Linked DNA regions of Homo sapiens: regions 2, 3, 4, 5 and 6 are each linked to region 1. Evidence: chromatin contacts called from ENCODE Hi-C or POLR2A ChIA-PET data. All regions are on one chromosome and are shown on one strand. Each heading gives the region's core, a stretch centred on a gene start or an enhancer-like site at or near the end of the contact. The rest is flanking DNA. Distances are from core to core; before and after follow the strand shown.

Region 1 (4,158 bases), core at 1,337-3,836:
CAGGTGGATCATCCTGAGGTCAGGAGTTGGAGACCAGCCTGGGCAACATGGTAAAATCCCGTCTCTACTAAAAATACAAAAAATTAGCCATGCATGGTGGCGCGTGCCTGTAATCCCAGCTACTCGGGGTGGGGCTGCTGAGGCAGGAGAATCGCTTGAACCTGGAAGGCAGAGGTTGCAGTGAGCCGAGATCGTGTCACTGCACTCCAACCTAGGCAACAGAGTGAGGCTTTTTTATTTATTTTATTTTTTTATTATTTATTATTTATTTATTTATTTATTTTTATTTATTTTTTTTGAGACCGAGTCTTGCTCTGTTGCCCAGGCTGGAGTGCAGTGGCGCGATCTCGGCTCACTGCAAGCTCTGTCCCCGGGTTCACGCCATTCTCCTGCCTCAGCCTCCCGAGTAGCTGGGACTACAGGCGCCCGCCACTACACCCGGCTAATTTTTTTTGTATTTTTAGTAGAGACAGGGTTTCACCGTGTTAGCCAGGATGGTCTCGGTCTCCTGACCTCGTGATCCGCCCATCTCGGCCTGACTTTTTTATTTTATAAAAGTAAAATAGGCCAGGCAGGGTGGCTTACGCCCGTAATCCTAGCACTTTGGGAGGCCCAGGTGGGAGGATTGCCCGAGCTCAGGAGTTCGCGACCAGCCTGGGCAGCACAGTGAAACCCCATCTCTACTAAAATACAAAAAATTAGCCAGGCGGGGCGGCATGCGCCTGTGGTCCCAGCTACTGGGGAGGCTGAGGTAGAAGAATTGCTTTAACCAGGGAGGCGGAGGTTGCGGTGAGCCGAGATCATGCCACTGAGCTCCAGCCTGGGCAACAGAGCAAGATTCTGTCTCTAAATAAATAAATAAACAAATAAATAAAATAAAATAAAATAAAATAAAAAGAAACGACCCTCTGAAAATAGTGTGTTTTGTTAATTTGCTTTGCTTTTGTTGGTTGGTTTAATCTATGTACATTCTCCATTGAGATTCTAGTACCTCAGTGTGGAGAAAATGGATACACCTATCACAAGGAAAGCTGCCAATACATTCCTGGGAAAGACAAGCCCCGTTGCTGAGCTTTCTGCCTGAGACTATCACAAACCTCCAGTGAAACCTAAAATAACTTGAGATTTGTTGTGCCTTTTTTTTTGAGACATGATCTTACTCTGTCACCATGGTCCCACTCTGTCACAGGCACCACTCTGTGGTGAGATCTTGGCTCACTGCAGCCTCAACATCCCGGGCTCAAGTGGTCCTCCCACCTCAGCCTCCCGAGTACCTGCCACTACAGGCATGAACCACTGTGTCCAGCTACTTTTGTTTACTTTTTGTAGAGACAGGGTCTCACTATGATGCCCAAGCTAGTCTCAAATTCCTGGGCTCAAGCAATCCTCCTGCGTCAGCCTCCTGAAGTGTTGAGATTAAGGCATGAGCCACAGCGAATGACTCAAGTTTCTACGCCACTCTGCTAATATTCTCAGTAATATGGATTCCGCATATGTGTCGAATGCTTTGTGATTTTCAGACAGGGGTTTCTCTCTTGTTAATTACTCCTCCTTCTCTCACCCAAGTAGCAAGGTGTCTCCAACACCAGCAATTCCTCCCTAGCGCTGTGGAAGAAAGAATGAAGGGGCCGGGCGCGGTGGCTCACGCCTGTAATCCCAGCACTTTGGGAGGCCGAGGCAGGTGGATCACGAGGTCAGGAGATCGAGACCATCCTGGCGAACATGGTGAAACCCCGTCTCTACTAAAAATACAAAAAAATTAGCCGGGCGTGGTGGCGCGTGCCTGTAGTCCCAGCTACTCGGGAGGCTGAGGCAGGAGAATGGCGTGAACCTGGGAGGCGGAGCTTGCAGCAAGCCGAGATCGCGCCACTGCACTCCAGCCTGGGCGACACAGGGAGACTCCGTCTCAAAAAAAAAAAGAAAGAAAGAAAGAAAGAAAGAATGAAGGATTGCAGTCACGTATGTGAGTGCTTCCTAAGTGCTTGAGGTGTCGCACACATGATCTCATAAGCTCATGTTCCTCGCAGCAACCCTGCCACCTGGGTCCCGCTATTGTCCCCATTTTACAGAGGAGGAGACTGAGGCTCGGAGACGTTAAGTAACTTGCCAAGGTGACAGCGCTGGTTACGTGGAGGAGCCGAGGACCCAGCGAAGTGAGCAGGGCAGACATTCTCCATTTTATTGAGAGTCACAGCGAAGTCGGACGCCCCAGGCCCTAGTGACAATTTGCCTGGGAGTTTTCCAGATCCTCAAGCCTCGGGGACTCTGTCGCGCTGCCCCCAGCAGCTGCTTTCTGTTTGGCCGCAGGCTCCAGAAAACACCCTCAAAGAGACACCCGGATCTTCCATCACCTACGATGCAAATTCTACGGCTGGAAAGCACGAGGGTGGAAAGGAAAAAGTTGCGTTCTTTTTACCCCGCTCTGGATTGCACGGTGGAAACTCCGTCTCCACGGAAACGCACCTCCTGGCAGCGGTCGCCAGGGGCGGGGCTCAGGGCGGCTCCTCCCCGGGGCTGCAACTGTTCCCAGGCTGGGGCGATTGCCGTCACCCCTGAACTTCCCCGTTCCTCTTCTCGGCTGCCTCCTTTTCCGTTGTCCCTTCGCGCCCCAAACCACATCCTGGAGCGCACTCTCCAGCGTGGCTGGCAGCGGGGACGGTGCGCCGGGGCGCAGGCCCAAGAGTCGCGTGCGCGGCCCCTTGCACCATCCCCCCGGGCCCACCCCCGGGCCGCGCTGATTGGGCAGGTAGGGACTCTGCCCAGCGGAAAGTTTTGGGTGCCGGGAGGAAGTCTAACCTTTGGGAGACTCCAAGACAGCAGCTCCGAGGTCGGCGGGGGTCTGGGTGGCCATGGAGGAGCCCCCTGTGCGAGAAGAGGAAGAGGAGGAGGGAGAGGAGGACGAGGAGAGGGACGAGGTTGGGCCCGAGGGGGCGCTGGGCAAGAGCCCCTTCCAGCTGACCGCCGAGGACGTGTATGACATCTCCTACCTGTTGGGCCGCGAGCTTATGGCCCTGGGCAGCGACCCCCGGGTGACGCAGCTGCAGTTCAAAGTCGTCCGCGTCCTGGAGATGCTGGAGGCGCTGGTGAATGAGGGCAGCCTGGCGCTGGAGGAGCTGAAGATGGAGAGGGACCACCTCAGGAAGGAGGTGGAGGGGCTGCGGAGACAGAGCCCTCCGGCCAGCGGGGAGGTGAGTGTGGGAGCGAGGGTTCCGGGCCCACGGCGCCTGCGGGGCGTAGGAGGGCACCTACTGGCAGGGAGACGCCTTCCTTTTCTTTTCTCTTCTCTTTTCTCTTTTTTCTTTTTTTAAGAGATGGGATCTCGCTGTGTTGCCCAGGCTGGTCTCAAACTCCTGGCTCCAAGTGATCCCCCAGCCTCAGCCTCCTAGAGTGCTGGGTTTACAGGTGTGAGCCACCCTGCCTGGCCAGAATCTGTATTTCTAACGAGTTCGCAGTTAATGCTGATGCTATTGGCCCAGGGTCCACAGTTTGAGAACCTTTGACCTAGAGCAAGAAACACTTTTTTTTTCTTTTGACACAGGGTCCTGCTCTATCTCCCAGGCTAGAGTGCAGTGGTGCAAACACGGCTCACTACAGCCTTGGCCTCCTAGGCTCAAGCAATTCTCCTGCCTTGCCCTTCCAAGTAGCTGGGAGTACAGGCATGTGCCACCATGCCTGGCTAACTTTTTTGATGTTTTGTAGAGATGGGGGTCTCACCGTTACCCAGGCTGGTCTCAAACTCCTAAGCTCAAGGAATCCTCCCACCTTGGCCTCCCAAAGTGCTGGGCTTGTGGATGTGAGCCACCACACTTGGACAAGAAACACATTTTACCTAAAGAGAAATTAGTGCATATGACCACAAAAAGACATAGACAAGAAGATTCAGAGCAGCTTTAGTCTCAGCTGCCAAACTGGAAACACTCTAAATGCAACCCAATTGAGTTTTGAAATTGTGATATATGGAATACTATGCAACAGAGAAAAAGAACGGGGTGCTGATACACACAGCAGTGTGAATGAATCTCACAGATGTAACATTGAGAGAAAGAAGCCAGGCACTAAAGAGAAACTACTGTAGATTTTTTTTTTTTTTGAGTCAGAATCTTGCTCTGTTGCTCAGACTGTAGTGCAGTGGCGTGACCTCGACTCACTGCAACCTCC
Region 2 (3,702 bases), core at 980-3,479, 1.4 Mb after region 1:
GTTGGGCACACGTCCCAGACGGGGTGGTGGCCGGGCAGAGGGGCTCCTCACTTCCCAGTAGGGGCGGCCGGGCAGAGGCGCCCCTCACCTCCCGGACGGGGCGGCTGGCCGGGCAGGGGGGCTGACCCCCCCCACCTCCCTCCCGGACGGGGCGGCTGGCCGAGCGGGGGGGCTGACCCCCCCACCTCCCTCCCGGACGGGGCGGCTGGCCGGGCAGAGGGGCTCCTCACTTCCCAGTAGGGGCGGCCGGGCAGAGGCGCCCCTCACCTCCCGGACGGGGCGGCTGGCCGGGCGGGGGGGCTGACCCCCCCCACCTCCCTCCCGGACGGGGCGGCTGGCCGGGCAGAGGGGCTCCTCACTTCCCAGTAGGGGCCGCCGGGCAGAGGCGCCCCTCACCTCCCGGATGGGGCGGCTGGCCAGGCGGGGGGGCTGACCCCCCCCCCACCTCCCTCCCGGACGGGGCGGCTGGCCGGGCGGGGGGCTGACCCCCCCACCTCCCTCCCGGACGGGGTGCTGGCCGGGCAGAGGGGCTCCTCACTTCCCAGTAGGGGCGGCCGGGCAGAGGCGCCCCTCACCTCCCGGACGGGGCGGCTGGCCGGGCGGGGGGGCTGACCCCCCCCACCTCCCTCCCGGACGGGGCGGCTGGCCGGGCGGGGGGCTGACCCCCCCACCTCCCTCCCGGACGGGGTGCTGGCCGGGCAGAGGGGCTCCTCACTTCTCAGACGGGGTGGTTGCCAGGCAGAGGGTCTCCTCACTTCTCAGACGGGGCGGCCGGGCAGAGACGCTCCTCACCTCCCAGACGGGGTCTCGGCCGGGCAGAGGCACTCCTCACATCCCAGATGGGGCGGCGGGGCAGAGGCGCTCCCCACATCTCAGACGATGGGCGGCCGGGCAGAGACGCTCCTCACTTCCTAGATGTGATGGCGGCTGGGAAGAGGCGCTCCTCACTTCCTAGATGGGATGGCGGCCGGGTGGAGACGCTCCTCACTTTCCAGACTGGGCAGCCAGGCAGAGGGGCTCCTCACATCCCCGACGATGGGCGGCCAGGCAGAGACACTCCTCACTTCCCAGACGGGGTGGCGGCCGGGCAGAGGCTGCAATCTCGGCACTTTGGGAGGCCAAGGCAGGCGGCTGGGAGGTGTAGGTTGTAGTGAGCCGAGATCACGCCACTGCACTCCAGCCTGGGCACCATTGAGCACTGAGTGAACGAGACTCCGTCTGCAATCCCGGCACCTCGGGAGGCCGAGGTTGGCGGATCACTCGCGGTTAGGGGCTGGAGACCGGCCCGGCCAACACAGCGAAACCCGGTCTCCACCAAAACCAGTCAGGCGTGGCGGCGCGTGCCTGCAATCGCAGGCACTCGGCAGGCTGAGGCAGGAGAATCAGGCAGGGAGGTTGCAGTGAGCCGAGATGGCAGCAGTACAGTCCAGCTTCGGCTCCGCATGAGAGGGAGACCGTGGGGAGAGGGAGAGGGAGAGGGAGACGGAGAGGGAGAGGGAGTGGGAGAGGGAGAGGGAGAGCTCTTGTGATTATATTTTTCTATGCACTTGCTAATTACAATACATGTAATCATAACATAAGATAAATTATAATTTGGCTGGGTGGGGTGGCTTACGCCTGTAATCCCAGCACTTTAGGAGGCTGGAGTGGGTAGATCGTTTTAGGAGCTTGAGACAGCCTGGGCTGTGAAATCCTGTCTCTACAAAAAAGACAACAAATTAGCTTGGCGTGGTGGCGCATGTGCCTGTAGTCCCAGCTACTTGGGAGGCTGAGATGGGAGGATCACCTGAGCCCGGGAGGTGGAGGCTGCACTGAGCCGTGATTGTGCCACTGCACTCCAGCCTGGGCAACAGGAGTGAGGAGTAAGACCCTGTCTGAAAAAGAAAAAAAAAAGAAATAATATATATAAATATATATAAATTACCAATGTAATATATGATTTAACTCAGTTCAGAACAGGAGACTAAGACGACAAAAGGAATTCATAAGGGCCTGAGTTACTCATACCCAGAGAGTTCCAAAGAGCTCAGCAAACATTCACAGCACAAACCACTCAGCATGTGATTCACCTCTTACTCTCTCTTCCCGTATGACTGATCAAGAATCACTACTCAACAAGCACGGAGTTGGCAGCTTCGGCATCACTGACATTTCCTTCCTGAGCCGACTTCGCAAGTGTTCGTTGAAAAGGCAGGTTCTGCTACTTGTCTGAACAAAGTTCATGCTTGGGAGAGGAACCTCGGAGCTGGAAATAGAACGCAGAGCTTGTTCTGAACGCCCCCGTGTGAAGATGGCTTGAGAGAAGCAGGAGTCCTAGCTGAGCGGCCCAGACGCACTGGTGGTTGTCAGTCAGCCTGGCCTTTGATTGGCATTCTCACGCCTGCTAAGGCGGGGCTTTATTCCATTCACCTGGAGAGCTTAAACAGTTCTGAGGCCCAGATCCTATTCCCTGAGAACCTGATTTTTTTTTTTAGATGATAGTCTCACTCTGTCGCCCAGGCAGGAGTCCAGTGGCGTGATCTCGGATCACAGCAACCTCCACCTCCTGAGTCCAACCAATTCTCCTGCCTCAGCCTCCCAAGTAGCTGGGACTACAGGCGCGCGCCACCACAGCTGGCTAATTTTTGTATTTTTAGTAGCAACAGGGTTCCTACTGTTGGCCAGGCTGGTCTCAAACTCTTGACTTCAAGTGATCTGCCTGCCTCGGCCTCCCAAATTGCTGGGATTACAGGAATGAGCCACCACAACCAGCTGAGATCCTGATTTAATTGGTCTGGGGACCAAATTTTTGGAAGCTTCTCATTCGAATGATTTGAATGCGTAGCCAAGCTTGAGAAACATGGCTGGAAGGCAAAGGCTCGCTGACATGTCAGGCTTCACAATGACCGGGAGGTCTTGTTCAAACAGACTGCTGGTCCCACCTGGGGGGTTTCTGAGTCTGGGATAGGGTCTGACCATTTGCATTTCTTGTAAGTCCCTAGGTCACGTGAAGTCAATCCTGTTGGTCTGGGGACCACACTTTGAATACTGCTGCTCTTAGACCACAGGGGTTCACGGAGGTGATACTGGTGCCAAAATGAATCAGCCCCAAGCTTGTGACTTTCAGTAGAGAGTAATAATGGGTGGCAGCTGCGGTGCACGCTCTAATTCTTTGGGCTCACATCTGTTTTCCCCATTAAGCTGTAGCCAGAGCTTTCATCTCTATTTCCCCGGCAGCTTAGTTCAGAGCCTGGCACATTATAGAGGCTCAGAGAAATGTTTACTGAATGGATAGATAGATGGATGAATGGATGAATGAATGAATGATGAAGTAAATAATGTGGACACAAGTGAGGCCACAAAAAGAATTCTCTTGAAACTCACAAGAAGCTTAGAATAATCATTTAGTGCCCTAGTTAATTTTACTCGATTTACTAGTAGTTACTGAGCATTTGGTTTAGTGCAAAGCCAATGAAATACAAGTCTCTCAATTATTACTAGAACAGTTCTGCATTCTGGTTTTCAATCTTAGTCACTGGGGTCAGCAAATATTTATTCAGTGTCTATTAAGGTCTGGGCCATGTGAAGAGATGCTCAAGAGACGATATACACAAGGAAAGCGAACTAACAGGCTCCATCGCCAAGGTCCTCAGCCCTGGCTGCCTGGGGCTTTAAAAACTGTCCATGCTTAGACTCCACCCCTAGGTTCTGTTGCACAAGGCT
Region 3 (3,000 bases), core at 501-3,000, 1.6 Mb after region 1:
CGCCGCGGCGGCGGCGGCGGCCGCTTCTACACACACGCGAAAGAATCCAATCGGCAGGCCCCCACCCCCTCCCACCTTGCCAGCGCGCCCCGAAAGGAGCTGTCTCGCTGGCTCCCCCCAAAACAAGAATGGAGCGAGAGAATAACCCTTCCGGGAGAATTACGCGCCCGCCCGCTCGGCCACCGTCTCGGGGCGGCAGCGAGGGGCTCCCGGGGGTCCCCTGGGCGGGCTGGCGGGGCCCGGGGCGCCCGGAGGACGCGGACTCCGGCCCATGGTGCCCGCCCGGCCGCCCGGCGTGGCGCTCACCCGCTAGCTCGGCCCGGCTCTGGCGCGAGGCTGGCGGCAGGGCCTGGCGGCGCCGCCGCCCGCCCGCCCGCTCGCCCGCTCGGGCCAGGGCCGGGGCCGGGGGCTTGGGCCGCCCGGCTGCCGGCCGCGGCCTCTCCCTCCCCGAGCCGCGCTTACATCCCCGCCGGGCGCCGGCCTCCCTGCGCCGCCAGCCAGTACATGGTGTCCCCCGAGGGAGCCGAGGCCGGGGCGGCCGGACCGGGGGCCAGGAAGGGGGGGCGCCGCCGCCGCGGCTGCCGGGCCCGGAGCTGCTGCCGCTGCCGCCGCCGCTGCTGCTGCTGCTGCCCGGGAGGCGGCTGGCGGCGGAGGCTCGGCTCCCAGTAGCCGCACATCCCACAATACACCGCTAAGGAGCCCGACCCGAGCGCTCACCCTCCTCCTCTTCCTCCTCCTCCTCCTCTTCCTCCTCCCCTCTCCTTCCTCGCCGCTTCCCCAGGCACTCTCCCGGCGGCGGCAGCTGCGCCGCCAAAGCCCCGGGCCCCAGCGGCCCCCCACCCCTCACTCGCGCGCTCCCACACTGCCTCCCCCTCCCCGGGGGAAGGCCTTTTAATTTATTTATTTTTCTGGGACTGGGGTGGGGGTCTTGGCTGGCGGGGGAGGGGGTCTCCCCGGGCTCTACCTCCCGCGGCCGGGACTACCCTCAGAGCCGCGACCGCCGCGGCGTGCGTCCCGGGCCTGCAAAACTGTTTCCAAACTGCCCGGGCCGGAGGCGGGCGCGCGGGGCCCGGGGAGATGGCTGGGGTCTGGGGGGCCGAGGGTGTGTGTGGACGCTGGGAGCCGCGGGGGGAGGCCGGCGTCGACTCAGAGGAGTTGCAATCGAGGTATCTGCGCTCCGGCTTCCTCCTGCGGCCCGCGACCCCCTCCCCGGAGCTGAGCTGGGGAAGGGAGACCAGGGTTCACCACGTTAGCATTCGCATTCCTGGGAGGATGCAGCCCTCGCCTGGACCTGGGCGATAGACGCCTTCTTCTGTTTTTATTTTTGGAGGGGAGCGCCCTGTAATTGTCCTGAACACATGCTTCCCCCCCTTCCTCCAGCCACCCGCGGAGGAGAGAGTCCCCCTTTTTTGCATTTATCTTTTCCTTCCCCTTTCTTTATTAAAGGTCCGGGAGTGGCGGCGGCCAATCAGCGCGCGGCTTCCATTTTGTGAGTTCAACTCCGAGGCTCCCGGGCTTCGCGAGGACGCGTTTGCAGCCCCCTCTGCCGCTCCTCTCTGGCGGCCGAGGCGCAGGAGCCGCCTCGCCGGGGCTCGGAGCTGGTGTAGCTCATATTGGGGCTCTTTTCGGGGTTTGTAATTTGGCCGTGGGTAGGTAATTGGCTGGAGCAGGGCGGCAGGGCGCGGCAGCCAATCAGCGCGCGGCTTCTATAGGGCTTGAGTTATTAGACGCTGATCTCAAAACATCCTTCATCAGACACGAAGGAGAGGCCAACAGATGAGGGAAGCCATTTTTCTGCAATGGAATTAAATGGCCAAGTGGGTTTTTCCTTTGTTGCAAATGGGGAATGTTTTTCCTTTGACTCTACCATCCAGTTCAGGACGTCTCAGTGTGTTTAACATTTGTCAACAGGCCCAAGGACTCACAGTTGGAAGACTGGAGAAGACTTTTTAAAAAGATCTGGATTTTTCCTTATGACTTGGAATCCATCTTTGTCTTGTATAACTAGGTCATAGCACACCATTCATGTCAGCAGTTAACAGTTTTGAATTCCAAAAAAACCTAAGTAAATGACATATTTTTTTTCCTCTTTTTGTTCTATGGGTGGGTGGGGGGAGCTTGGAGCTGTCTTAATCTGTATTCTCTTGACTGAACAATAAATTTTTAAATATATCTAGTTTCCTCTATTAAACACTTAAACCTGGCCATCTTATTAACTCCTTCTCTCTTTTTAACAAGGTAATGTTTTAAATGTATATAGCTTTAGGACTAGCGAAATGGCAGCAACAAAAAATTGTGAGCAGTTGTTACTCTTTTAGTTTTTAAAAAACCTTTTACATTGTAAGTACCCAATCCATTCTGTCCTGACGCAGTACAGTTTTGATGTTAATGTTGCTGAGATGTCCTTAATTTTCCGAACCTTCATCTGCATGTATGTCTTTGTCTCTCTTGTCTAATATAAGCCAGTTAAGATGCTTGAGACGATCTTGCTTTATAAAGCTAAGGTTCTAGCTTTATGCTTTTGAAAATGTTTACAGCACTAAATGCTAGTCAGCTTTCTTCCCCGTAGCTTGTACACTTTCTTTGAAAATCGATCTATTTGAAGAAAAACAGCCCTGTTTTTCTCGTCTTTGGTGTTGGGGGTTGGGGGGAGCTGGTGGGTGAGGGAAAGGAAGACCTTTTCTTTGTGTAGAGAGACTAAAGCCGTCACAGGAAACTAGATTAAAACTGGAAAACAAGTCCTAGCTGGTTCCAGCAAACACCAACGTTAAGTGGGGGGTATTTTCTATGGTGGTTGGGCGGCTGGTGCGTCTTGTGCCTTTTGTTTGATTTGACTGTATTTTCGCCTTTTGTCTCTTAATGACGATCACACCATTGCTATATCCAGAGCAGTAAACAGTCCTCAGCGAAGCCGCCTTTTTGCCTACCCAACCCTGGAAAGTTTGCAGAAGTGGAAGGAGCAGAACGTGAGGGTGTAACTTACAAAAAGGTAATAAGAAC
Region 4 (3,938 bases), core at 1,011-3,510, 1.1 Mb before region 1:
GGTGCCGGTCTGCGATTGGGGGAAGGGGCGGGCTCAGCTGAGACCTCCCCAGAGTCCAGATTTCCAGCACTCATTTGGAATCACGGGCTGCTGCTGGAGGCTGGCAAGTCGGGTTCTTCATCTCTCCAGGCCTGTTTCCCTACTTGGGACCAGGCCCCTTGCTTCCCCCAGGGTAAGTGCTCACTCAGTGCTGGTGTTACTCCCCGCCGTCTGTGAGGGTGAGATTAATAACCCAATTCAGCCAGGAAACAGGAGCAGACGGGAAAGGGCCAATCCCTTTCGGGATAAACGCTGCCCTTCTCCTGGCCTCAGTCTTGCCATCTGTGACATGGTCGGGCCAGAGGCCATTGGCGCTTGAGTTGATAAGGCTTCCAGTGAGGGATTTCTAGGTGACGCTTGGGACATTACAAAGCTGACAGACCCCCTGCTTTCCCCGCTCCTAAGCCTGCAGGGAGCCCTCGAGGGCAGAAGCTGGGAGACCCCTGAAGACACCCCAAATGTCCCTCCTCCAGCTTCAAATAGAGCTGAATCTCATGGAAATGCAAATTCCCAGAGGGTTTTCAGGTGACAGAGGAGGGCTGCCAGGCGGCCTGGGGCTGGCAGAGGAGCTCCCCCGCCCCCGCTTCCCTCTCCAAGACCCTTGGTGGGGGAGGTGGGGGATCAGGCCTTCCTTCTGCGGCTCCAGCTTTTTGCCTGTGGATTCGGACCGACTGGCTGGGCAGAACTGGAGCTGGTCGGGCCAAAACAAGGAGGTGGGGGGGGGGCACTGACCTATGACCCCTCCTGTTTCAGTCTGCAAACTGCTCCCCTCCACACCCACTTCCCTTTTGCCAGACATTGTCAGCCCCAGAGGCTCCCGCCAGCCCCCCAAAAGCTCATAATTAAAAGCCCGAGGGGGCAGAGAAGGACCTGGCTGCAGGGGAGCCCGGCAAACCCAGCATCCTGGCGGAGGCGGGAGGCCCGCCGGCCTCTGGAAACCACGCGGCTGCCTCCCCACCGCAGCCATTCCCCGCTCTCCCTGGGGGTTCTCAGATGTTGCCAGATGGCAGAACTGAATCTGCTGAGACGTCACTCCAAAAAAGGAAAGTTGAACTGAAAAAAAAAAAAAAAATTCAAACTCTCCAACATCTTAGGAGAAAGCAGAAGAGGAGGGAGGGAGGGAGGCTCCAGGCCCAGGGCTCCCAGTGCCCTCTGCTGTTCAAAGAGATCTGCCCTGGTTGGAGAGGGCAAACCTGGAGGGGGTGGGAGGAGGGGGTAAATGAGGACACTGGGTTGTCAGGGCGGCCAGGGGGGCCAGGTTCCTGCTGGAGCGGAGAGTGTCTGCCTGTGCGTGGGGGAGCGAGCACATGTGTGCCGTCTGTGACTGCGTGCTTGTGCAGGCCGGGCGTGTGTGGCTCCCAGGGTCACGCTTTGGGATGTGTGTGTCTGTGTGTGTGTGTGGGGGGGGCGGGGGGGACACAGGCTCGTTGCATTGTCTCCGCATTTGTGTCCCTGAATGTCCCCAAGTGGGACTTCACTCAACACATTCGTGAGTCCCTACTGCGATAGGGCAGTGAACAAAATAGAAATCTCTGCCCTCAGGAAACTGGCATTCTAGCGTCTGTGTCCTCCGGGGTGCTGTGAACTCGCGTGGGTGTCCCAGTATTTGTCTGTGTGAGATCTGACATCTCCGGTCCGTGGTGGGTGGTGAGTCTGCAGTGTGTTCGCCCGGGCTGGGTCTCGGGTCTGGGGAGGCCCAGCGTGTTCCTGCCTGGAGAGGGCTCTGCGCTACTGTCTGCTCCCGTCCCCAAGTGCCCCACTGGGCGTGCTCCTAAAAGGCCCTGTGTAGGGCCCTCCCTGCGCGCCCCCTCCCCATCCAGCGGCCACTCCAGAGTTATAATTTAATAGCTGAAACGCGATTCCAGTGAGGTACTGGGGCTGGAGAGGAGGAGGAGGGCCCCCGGGCCCGCAGGAGAAGAGGGAGGGGAAGGCTGGGAGGCGCTTCCCCCCTCCTTCCTCCTCGGGGAGCTGCCAAAAAGAAACTCGGCGTCGCGCCCAAGTGTGTGCGTGCGTGTCTGTGTGTGTGGCGGCGTGCGCGCGCGAGTGGGGACGCGCAGGGCCTGGAGAGAAGGCGCGGGCCCTTTAAGGAGCCAGAGGGGGCCGGGCCGGGGCGCGTCGCTGCGGGCGGGGAGCCGGGAGCAGGGAGGCCGAGCCACCGCCTCCCGGGCTCGCGCCCCGCCCCCTCCTCCCCCTCCCGCCGCCGCCGCCGCCGCCGCCGCCGCCACCGCCGCCGCGGCCGCCGGGGAGCGCGGAGCCGCGGGCAGGCCGGGCCGCACCGGAGCCCCGCGTCCGCCGGCGCCCCGCCCGAGCCCTGCGCCCGCGCCCTGCGCTCCGCGATGCGCGCCAACTTGCGGGCCGGGGACCCAGGGCCGGCGCCCTAGGAGGCGGCGGCGGGAGGATCGCGTCCCGACCCGAGGCCGGGCCTGCTGCGCGCCCCCAGCCCGATCGGCACCGCCACTTGCCTGAGCGCCCCGGCGGCCCGAGCGCGCCCCAAGCCCGGGCGCCACCGCTGCCACCTCCGCGAGGTGAGTTGGGGCCGAGGGTCCCCGCGAAGGGCGGGGGGAGGCGCGGAGCGCGCTTCCGGGGGATCCGGGGAGGATCGGGCGGCGCACGCGGCGGAGTTGGCGGGGCCCCTGCACTCCCGAGTTGGCGCTCTCGGGGGGTGGCCTGCTGGGGAGCAAGGCGCCCCGCCGACACTGCGGCCCGCGTGCTCGGGGGCGCCGGGGAACTTAGGGGAACTCCAGCTCCCTAGCGAGGGGGCGGGAAGGAGGGAAGTGGCGTTGGGGTGGGCGGGGGGCGCGCTGGAAATGCACAGAGCGGCCCCCCACAGTGTGCGCCGGCTCTGGGGACTTGGCCGCCAGGCGTCCCTTGTACCCGGTGTAGCCCCGGACCTGGCGGGGCGACACTGCGCCTTATTTTCCATCGGGCAGCGCGGGTTTGAAAGCCCTTGGAGATGGTACCCCTAGCTCCCTGGCCTGGCTGTTGTGGAGGGGCGCATGAGGGTCTCTCACCAGCCGAGGGGGAGAGCCAGCCTTGTCCCTCCTAGGCGTGGGGCCACGGGGCGCTGGGCGGGGTCCCTCGGGAGAGTCGCCCCTGGTCCCCCTCCCCCGCGGGCCGGTGTTCCTGGTGTCTGGGCCTGCCTCCCGTGGCTGGTGACGCCTCATTGGGCCGCCTCCTAGTCCCTCCCCCGGGCTGTGCGGATACTTGGGATGCCACTACTTTGCGAAGTTGGAATTCAGAGCTGATCCCACTTGGGCACGACTGGGAAGACCCAGACCCTTGTCTAGAGGGCAGCTTCCTCAGAGGCCTGCGGGGAGTGAGGGCACCCGTGGGGTACGCCCTCCCCGCCCCAGACACTTGCAGGAGGAGCAAGCCGAGGGCGGGAGGGCACGGCGGGCGGGAGGGAGAGACAGGCTGTACCTGGGAGCTGCTGTCGCCCGGGCCCAATTAGCGTGGGGCGCCCGGCGTTATTTTTACATTGTAGGTTTATTTTTTTGGAAGCGAGTGTCCTCCCGCCGCCTGTCGCGCGCTCCGGCTCTCCGAGGGTCTGGTGCAGGCAGCGGGGGCGGATCTGTTCTGTCGGCTCAGCCTCCTCCCTTCCTCCCCCTCCTCCTCTCCCCCGTTGGTGAGAACTGGTTTTATTGTGATTATTATTATTTTTCCCTTTTTGCAGATTTGGAGGAAGGATGTGTGAGGGAGGGAAGAGGGGAGGAGGGGATAAGGGGAGGACCCTGTGGGCGGGGTGGGGGAGTTCTGGGCGCGTTGGGATGTGTTACCGGTGGCCTTGACTTTGCCCCTTTTCAGCCAGATCTGGGTCCTTGCGGCAGCTTTGATATAAGGGGCTCTCCGGGCCAGACTGCGCCGGGAGGGCGACCCGGGGCAGGCTGTGTACCTCGTGG
Region 5 (3,710 bases), core at 918-3,417, 1.1 Mb before region 1:
AGTCACGGGAGCCCCCTTCCTGGAGGCCACCGCCTCTCACTGGGGCCTGGGCTTTTCCACGAGCCTCTGTGTATCGCTGCACGGCCTGGGAACCTGCCTTGTCTGTGGACACGTGGATCTGTGCGCGCTGCTCTCCTGTTTGCTACTGGGGGAGCCGTATGACTGCTAGTTTTGTAGGTCAAAAGTGGTCGAGTATTGACAGCTTTGTATATAATTCAGTGCAGTCGTTTTCTCGGCTAGACAAGCGGCAGACCTGAGTGGTTCCAGACACTTTGTTCTCATGCACCTTATCACATGACTCTGCCTCAGTTTCCTAATATGTAAAATGAGGACCTAAGCAGTCCTCACCTTCTAGGGTTGTTTTGAGAATTAGAAGGGTAATAGACACAGCATCCAGAACCGTGGCATTAGCTATCATTATTTTTATCTGTATGATTACAGGTTTTCACCATGTGCTGGTGCAAACCAGCTTTGATCCAGTTGGCTAATTTTAACTTCTTGTAGTATTTTGTCATGGGGATGTGACGTGAGCTTGGTGTGTTTCCTGGAGAAAGCTACTTGGTGCTTGCCATGGGAAGGGGCTGCCGGGGACTTTCTAGAGAGCACCTCTGGGTGCCTGGGTGCCGTGGCCAGTGGATTTGCCAGCTCTGGGCTTCTCCTGGTGATGCCAGGGGTGCTCCACGGGGGCTTTGCTGGGTCAGCCCTCTCTCCATTGAGGTGTGGGCCCCCCTGCCAGGTCCTAGTGGAGCCACCCAGGGCCAGGCTGGGCATGTGGTTTGGCAGCTGCTTTACATAAAAGACTGTTTTTGGTTTTTGGAAGCAGAACAAATGTGTTCTCTATAAGCTGGAAAATCAGGAAGGAAAAGCTTGCACATAAAAAATACAACCACGTTCCTACCCCCCAGAGAGAGACTGCCAGCCTCCTGGCCAATGTAGTTTCTGATGAAAAGGAACAGAGCTGTCCTCCCCCCCGTTCACCATCCTCCCCCTGCCAGTGGCTGCTGGGGGAAGGAGCTATGAGATATACAGATTGTGGAGCCCCCACTCTAGACCCAGTAGGTTAGACTCCTGAAGGATGGGGCAGGTATTTGGCAGCTGGGGTGGGGCTGTGAGTCAGTGGGACCTGGGTTCAGGTCCCGCCTCTGCCTTCCTTCCATTAGGTGGGGCAGGAAGCCTTGCCTCTCTGAGCCCTGTGACCTCGTCTTCTTGAATGTGTCCTGCAGGGAGGCCCTGCACACAGTGGGTGCCCAACTGACACTCTCATGCATTTGGTAAGAACGGCAGGGTTCTCAGCCTGGGCACTGTTCGGGTTTTGGGGGTTGGGTCACTCTCTGTTGCAGGGGCTGCTCTGGGCAACACCCCTGCTTCCATCCACCAGACCCCAGTAGCACCTCAGCCCCCTTTGCTGCCGCCAGAAATGCCTCCAGACATTGCCTGCGGTCCTCTGGGGGTCACAGTCACTCCCGCCAGACCCCTGCGATACAGGATCTTAGAGAGGGACCTCAGGAGGGGAGAAAGGTCCTGCGAAGGAGTTTTCCTCGGAGCTTGCGCCCAGCATGTAGATTTTGTTCATTCACATACTTGCCATAAGTACCTAGCGTGTACTTCCCCTAGGCAGGCGTGACACTCTGCCCATCCACCCCTGCCTTCCCAGTGGGATAGGGTGGTGACTCAAGGCCCCGTTCCTGCCGCCCTCTCTCCCTCCGTGAAACGTGATAAGGTTATCTTGAGGGGTTGCTGGTGATACGGCGAGGCGCTCTGTCACCTTCAGGCGGGCTGTTTTCTTTCTGGGCCTCGGTTTCCCCATCTGGAGAAGGGTGTTCGTAATAGCATTTACCTCCTGGGTTGCAGTGGGGAGTCAGGAGTCACTGTGGCTGTGATGATGAGCCCATGATGTGTGACCGCTTCTGTCCTGGGGCTCCCTCAGCCCGCTGTGCCCCGGCGCTGGGGCAGAAGCCCTTGGTACCTTCTCTGTGCCTGGCCTCGCGGGTGGGGGTTTCTACTGCAGGGGGCTCAGTTGCCTTCCTCCCCAGGCCCCCAAGGAGCCAGCTCAGCAGAGATCCCTAGGGGGATTAAGTGGGTTCATTTGATCCCGAACGTGAACCTGAGCAGGCGGCTTATCTCCTCGAAAGCCAGACGGGCAGTGGGCCACCCGGCCAAGCGGGGAGTGTGGGATTTTATCCTCCAGCCGCGGCCCTGCCCCTCCCACCGCCAGCCCCTCAGCTGCGTGCCTGCCTGTCTCAGTGCGGCACATGCCACGTGAATTCATCTGATCCTCTCGGTGATCTCGTGACCCAGCAACCATCATCATTGCCAGGCAAGCAGCGAAGGCTCAGAGAGGTTAGCTCCCTGGCTCAGCGCCACACTGCATCCCAACCACCCTGACAATATTTACCCCATAGACTTGGGAAATCCCCTCTACTCCTGGGCAATGAAATTCCTCCTTAATACAGACTAGACTCGACACAGAATTAACAACAACAGCAAAAATCTGTGCGGTGCCCCAACCGTCGGGTAAGGGGAAGCGGGGAAACGAGAGGGAGGAGTGGCTGGCTCCCACTCAGAATGAGTAAGCGTGGATTCGCGAGAAAGCAGATCAGAGCCCTGCAGTGCTGGGGGGAGAGGAGAGTGACATTTAAGAAACAGCTAGTATTTGGACTGGTTCTGGCAGGTTTTTTTGAATGGCCAGGTCATTTGAAAACTGTGTAGGGAGGGTGACTTTTATGGAGTAGGACTGTCCCAAAGGCCATGAGCCAGTCATGGGGCAGCCAAAAACATCCCTGGGGTGGGGACCCTGCCATGGAGATCCCCCGCCCCGCCCTAACAGCACAGAAAAAAATAACAGGAACAGTAAAGATAATATGCTGTTATTGTGAGATGGAATAATAATAAACAGTAACTATGTTTGGGGGGGAACAGCATTGCCATCGAGACCCTCTGTTTTCATATCAATAATAATGACAAAAAGAAAAGAATGGCAGACCAGGCACCATGATGGACCCCCACTCTGTCGCCGTCTGGCTTGGACGACTGCAGTAGCCTCTTCGGGGTCCCCAGTCCACTCTGGTCACACCTGTCTGGTCTCTGAGTTGCAGCCAGAGGGATCCCATCAGAAGGTCCATGAGACTCTGGCCCCACACTCTCCATTCTCTTCCCACTGCTCTGAGAATAAATTCAGAGGCCACCCGGGAGCTCCTCAGCCCTCACCGACCGCATCTGCCTCTGGGCCTTCGCGTTTGTTGTTCCCCCCACCTGGAATGCTGTTCCCTGCATATTGACACAGCTGGCTCCTTGCTGCCATTCAGGTCCCAGCTCAGTGCACGTTTAGGAGGCCTGATGTGATGTGGAGGAGAGTTAGAGTGGAGGAGAGGTCCCATAGGAGGGGACCTGCCCGGCCTGGGGCACCCCAGGCCCCTCTCTCCCACCAGCTGGCTCCTTCACCAGATTCCACATCATCATAGTTCTTATGGTTATTTTATAACCTTACAAGTTTTAGAATTATATCTCATTCTGTATGTGTATTTATATATATGTTGTTATATATATGAATATGTATTCTTTATAACACACTTTTCTCATATAAAAATATATGATTGGTCTCTCCATACAATGGAATATTATTCAGCCATGAAAAGGAATGAAGTACGGATGCATGCTACACTGCGGGTGAACCTTGAAACCATGATGCTGAGTGAAAGAAGCCAGACACA
Region 6 (4,171 bases), core at 812-3,311, 1.3 Mb before region 1:
ACTTTTTTTTTTTATTTCTTGTGACCATCAAGGGTAAATTTTTTTAGGTCTGGGGCTGCCATAACAAAATACCATCAAGGCCGGGCGTGGTGGCACACGCCTGTAATCCCAGCCCTGTGGGAGGCCAAGACCGGAGGATTGCTTGATGCCAGGAGTTCAAGACTAGTCTGGGTAATATGGTGAGACCCTCATCAATACAAAAAAAATACAAAAATTAGCCAGGCGTGGTGGTGGGCGCCTGTGGTCCCAACTACTCAGGAGGCTGAGGTAGGATTGCTGGAAGCCAAGAGGTTGAGGCTGCAGTGAGCTGTGATCATGCCACTGCACTCCAGCCTGCGAGACAGAGTGAGACACTGTCTCAAAAAGAAAAAATACCATCAATAGGTGGCTTAAACCATTTATTTCTCACAGCTCTGGAGGCTGGAAGTCTGAGACCAGGGTTCCAGCAGGGTTGGGTTCTGGTGAGGCGTCTCTTCCTGGCTTCAGACGGCCGCCTTCTCTGTGTCCTCACATGGCCTTTCCTCGGTGTGAAAGGGGGAAGAGAGAGGGAGAGCGAGAGCTCTGTGGTGTCTCTTATAAGGACACTGATGCTATCAGATCAGGGCCTCATTTAATTATTTTCTTAGAGGCCCCATCTCCAGACACAGCCACACTGGAGGTTAGGGCTTCAACAGGAATTTTGGGTCAACACAAACATTTAGCCTATACCATCTGGATTGCCTTTCAAGTCTCAGGACACAATTGGTCAAAACTATATTACTATGTTTTATGTGACATATCAAAGTAGCAAAATTTTATTGGAATGCATGTCCTTTTGGTATGCATTTTATATATCTTTTTCATTTACAGATTAGAGTTGTGTGTGAGTGTGTGTACAATTCCATGAATTTTGACATGTTTATAGAGTTGAGTCATTACCCCTACAATCAAGACAAAACAATTTCATCATCCCCCAAGATTTCCTCATGTCTTCCCTTTGTTTTTGTTTGTTTTACAGTGGGCTCCCATAATTTTTTTTTTTTTTTTTTTGAGACAGAGTCTCGCTCTGTTGCCCAGGCTAGAGTGCAGTGGTTCAATCTTGACTCACTGCAGCCTTCACCTCCCAGGCTCAGGAGAGCCTCCTGACTTAGCCTTCCGAGTAGCTGGGACCACAGATGTGTGCCACCACACCTGGCTAATTTTTTTTTTGTAGAGATGGGGGTCTGGCTCTGTTGCCCAGGCTGGTCTCAAACTTTTGGCTTCAAGCATTAGTCCCACCTCAACCTACCAAAGTGCTGGGATTAGAGGCGTGAGCCACTGCACCCAGCCTGCGACCTGTGCTGCCTTCCTCCCACTTTGTAGGGAAGTCCCTCATCCCCATGCTTAGCCCTTGGCCACTAGCTATTTTTACCTTTTCCAGAATGTTCTAAATGGGATCTACAGCCTGTAACCCTCTGAGCCTGGCTTCCTTCACTCAGCACTGTCTCTAGATGCATGCCTGTTGTTGTGTGTAGCAATAGTTCCTTTCTTTTCACTGCTGAGCAGAACTCCATGGGGTGCACACACCAGTGCTTTTCAGCCGTTCACTTATTGAGGGACACGTAGAGTGGTTGCAGCCTTTGGCAATTGCATTAGTTGGTTTTCACGCCACTGATAAAGACATACCCAAGACTGGGTAACTTTTAAAGAAAAAAGGTTTCATGAACTCACAGTTCATATGGCTGGGGAGGCCTCACAATCATGGTGGAAGGCAAAGGAGAAGCAAAGTCATGTCTTACATGGGACCAGAGAAGAGAGAATGAGAGCCAAGTGAAAGGGGAAACCCCCGATCAAACCATCAGATCTTGTGAGACTTACTCACCACCAGGAGAACAGTATGGGGTTAACCGCCCGTATGATTCAATGATCTCCCACTGGCTCCCTCCCACAACATGGGAATTATGGGAACTACAATTCGAGATGAGATTTGGGCAGGGACGCAGCCAAACCACATCAGCAACTATGAACAAAGCTGCTGTGAACGTTCATGTACAGATTTGTGTGTGAAGGCGTACGTTCATTTCCCTGGGGTGTATACCTCGGAGTGGAGCTGCTGAGTCAAACTGGAGCTCTGCGTTTCACTTTTGGGGGACTGCCAGTTTCACAGTCGCTGTACCAGGCTGCATTCCCATCAGCTCTGCGTCCTCACCAGCATCTTGGTGTTTTCAGTTTTAAAAAACTTCAGCCCTTCGTAGTGGTTTCTCATTGTGGCTTTTATTTGCTTAGAAATACTTCTTGTCCTGAGATGAGTGGGACTTCCTCTCCACCCCCAATTAATTCATGTATCCGTGAATGACTGTCACGTATTGCTAGAATGAAACCAATTTTTACCATCAATTCTTTGTCCCTGCAAGTGCAGAGAAGCCTTGTTTTCATAAGGAAGTCACTGGGAGTGGAATTCTTATACTCCTTCTGGGTAGTATGCGAATGTCACACGGCGATCTGTCATTGGAAGCGATTCTCACTGATCTCCCAGCAGACAGGTCCGTTTGACCTTTCTTCAAATTTGTAGAAAGCAGCAAAGTGGAAACCACCGGCTTGCAAAAGCATTTCTTACCCAATCTTTAGATGGGTTCTCGAAACCTGTGTCCGGGAAGTTCCCTCTGATTGGGGCTGGAGGTCAGGGAGGCTTTGCCCGTTGGCTGTAGAGTGGAGGGGTGGGGGGTCTTGTGACCTGCCCGGGGAAATGGCAGGCGAGTGACAAGCTCAGGAGAGAGTCCAGGCCCCGAGGATGGTTCCCTTCAAACTCCCCATGTCTGATCCTCTGGGAAGCTGAGGCCAGCTTTGGTTATTTGATAGCCACGGTGAGGATTTTGACTTAATCTGTGTATGCAACACATCACAGACAGTTTTAACTCTTGCATTCAAGTCTACCTGCTCATAAAACAGAAAAAAAGACAGGCCCCAGAAGGCATTCGGTTTTTTTTTTTTTTTTTTTTTTTTTTTGGAGACAGGGTCTCACTTTGTCACCTAGGCTGGCACAATCACTGCTCACTGCAGCCTCAACCTCCCAGGCTCAGGCGATCCTCTCACCTCAGCCAGCCTCCCAAGTAGGTGGGATTATAGGCCTGTGCCACTACACCCGGCTAATTTTTTGTATATTTTTGTAAAGATGGGGTTTCGCCGTGTCGCCCAGGCTGATCTCCAACTCCCAGGCTCAAGCGATCCGCCCGCCTCGGCCTCCCAAAGTGCTGGGATAACAGGCATGAGCCACTGCCCTGGCCCTTAAGTCATTCTTGTGTTTGTGTGTGTGTGGGGTGTGTGTGTGTGTGTGTGTGTGTGTGTGTGTGTGTGTGTTCCCGAGGGACTTAGCCTCCCGTGTGTCTCATTGGGTGAACATCTTGCTTCTGAGTGAGGTTTGATTTTTTTGTAGGGTGTGCGTTTGGACACATCCTTGGTCTTAAGCCCAGCCAACGACCTTAGCCAGGGCTCAGGGAGGGAAGCACCGCCTGCCCCACAGCTGGAGGGCTGGGGTTCGGGACACCCGGTCGAGCTTCAGTGTCTCTGATTCTGAGCATCTTTGACTCTGCGAGACTTTCTTCTCATGCCTTCACTTCAGGCGCCAGCCCCTGCCAACGATGGGACTCCACTACTTACCATGTTGATTTAATTTGGCTTACTTTTTTTCTTAAAGAATTTTATTTTAAAAGGAAGGCAGTCATATCTGTGAAATTATGGGTCCTTTGGGCAAGTAATAGTTTTCCAGTCGCCATTAAAATAAATACCTAACTATTAAGGACGTTCCTCCCAGTACCTCGAAGCAGCCTGCTACCTGCAATCTCTGCACCATCCCATGATTGTGTCCCATGCACCCTTCTTCCTGCTCGGCCTGCATCGCCCCTGCGTGGCCTTTTCCCCCCTCTCTGCCTCTCTCAGTCTTCGCCATCATCAAAGGCGCAATTCCAGCCATGCCCTCTCCTCCAGGAAGCACCCCTCCCCCATCACTCCTGCTTGCTGTTCTTCCCTGTCTCAGGACTCCTGGGGCACTTTGTATCTCAGTTGATACTAGAATGTTCTAGAATACCAGAAGTCCTGACACCAGTTGCTGTAACCCCAAACTCCAAGGACCTGCAGCATAAACCCCGGTACATGCCCTTGTGCTGGAAACGAATATTTTTGGCCGGGGCGGTTACTCACATTCCTTAGTACTCCT

Evidence for each region. A loop is a pair of places that touch in the nucleus more often than their neighbours do. ChIA-PET counts read pairs that join two places held with the same protein, here RNA polymerase II (POLR2A). Pooled maps may share reads with other maps.
Region 2: a pooled map shows a loop between it and region 1 (4-fold over the local background). The contact joins the enhancer-like site here to the promoter of RILPL2 in region 1. A Hi-C loop is called at or near these places in 1 of 37 single-sample maps with no recorded cell type and 2 of 50 pooled maps. POLR2A ChIA-PET finds 5 or more read pairs at or near these places in 2 of 52 experiments (B cell and activated B cell).
Region 3: a loop to region 1 is called in a pooled map, with 7 times the contacts of the local background. The contact joins the promoter of LINC01089 here to the promoter of RILPL2 in region 1. A Hi-C loop is called at or near these places in 1 of 37 single-sample maps with no recorded cell type and 5 of 50 pooled maps. POLR2A ChIA-PET finds 5 or more read pairs at or near these places in 2 of 52 experiments (CD8-positive, alpha-beta T cell and activated T-cell).
Region 4: a pooled map shows a loop between it and region 1 (3-fold over the local background). The contact joins the promoter of NCOR2 here to the promoter of RILPL2 in region 1. A Hi-C loop is called at or near these places in 1 of 37 single-sample maps with no recorded cell type and 4 of 50 pooled maps. POLR2A ChIA-PET finds 5 or more read pairs at or near these places in 1 of 52 experiments (GM10248).
Region 5: a pooled map shows a loop between it and region 1 (2.8-fold over the local background). The contact joins the enhancer-like site here to the promoter of RILPL2 in region 1. A Hi-C loop is called at or near these places in 1 of 37 single-sample maps with no recorded cell type and 2 of 50 pooled maps. POLR2A ChIA-PET finds 5 or more read pairs at or near these places in 1 of 52 experiments (GM10248).
Region 6: a map of GM12878 shows a loop between it and region 1 (7-fold over the local background). The contact joins the enhancer-like site here to the promoter of RILPL2 in region 1. A Hi-C loop is called at or near these places in 1 of 168 maps with a recorded cell type or tissue (GM12878), 4 of 37 single-sample maps with no recorded cell type and 6 of 50 pooled maps.

Annotation. Positions count from the first base shown.
Region 1 is chr12:123,435,112-123,439,269 of GRCh38, reverse strand. It overlaps RILPL2 (Rab interacting lysosomal protein like 2), which reads left to right and starts at 2,586. Exons shown (of 4, transcript NM_145058.3): 1 at 2,586-3,188. The coding sequence starts at 2,850. RefSeq lists a silencer at 2,580-2,839 and an enhancer at 2,681-3,610.
Region 2 is chr12:121,990,763-121,994,464 of GRCh38, reverse strand. All of the region lies in intron 19 of CFAP251 (cilia and flagella associated protein 251), which reads right to left. Among named protein-coding and RNA genes, the nearest start is that of BCL7A, 29 kb to the left of the region's middle. RefSeq lists enhancers at 2,199-2,298, 3,381-3,430. Within about 2 kb of position 2,229, at least 13 of the 41 ENCODE cell types and tissues checked have a DNase peak (open chromatin) inside an H3K27ac peak, as active enhancers do; they include B cell, where a contact is called at or near this core.
Region 3 is chr12:121,801,696-121,804,695 of GRCh38, reverse strand. LINC01089 (long intergenic non-protein coding RNA 1089) reads left to right here and starts at 1,750. Exons shown (of 4, transcript NR_152740.1): 1 at 1,750-2,065; 2 at 2,888-2,989. It overlaps SETD1B (SET domain containing 1B, histone lysine methyltransferase), which reads right to left and starts at 687. Exons shown (of 17, transcript NM_001353345.2): 1 at 463-687. RefSeq lists silencers at 393-452, 493-622, 893-1,142.
Region 4 is chr12:124,565,934-124,569,871 of GRCh38, reverse strand. It overlaps NCOR2 (nuclear receptor corepressor 2), which reads left to right and starts at 2,260. Exons shown (of 49, transcript NM_006312.6): 1 at 2,260-2,564. RefSeq lists enhancers at 1-807, 808-1,668, 1,835-1,884 and silencers at 2,005-2,254, 2,365-2,724, 2,745-2,854, 2,995-3,214, 3,415-3,514.
Region 5 is chr12:124,547,775-124,551,484 of GRCh38, reverse strand. The region is part of intron 1 of NCOR2 (nuclear receptor corepressor 2); the gene reads left to right. Among named protein-coding and RNA genes, the nearest start is that of NCOR2, 18 kb to the left of the region's middle. RefSeq lists enhancers at 1-224, 2,186-2,425 and a silencer at 8-302. Within about 2 kb of position 2,167, at least 22 of the 41 ENCODE cell types and tissues checked have a DNase peak (open chromatin) inside an H3K27ac peak, as active enhancers do.
Region 6 is chr12:124,772,686-124,776,856 of GRCh38, reverse strand. SCARB1 (scavenger receptor class B member 1) reads left to right here. Exons shown (of 13, transcript NM_005505.5): 13 at 1. Among named protein-coding and RNA genes, the nearest start is that of SCARB1, 89 kb to the left of the region's middle. RefSeq lists enhancers at 2,150-2,309, 2,370-2,419, 2,430-2,589 and a silencer at 2,500-2,794. Within about 2 kb of position 2,061, at least 14 of the 41 ENCODE cell types and tissues checked have a DNase peak (open chromatin) inside an H3K27ac peak, as active enhancers do; they include GM12878, where a contact is called at or near this core.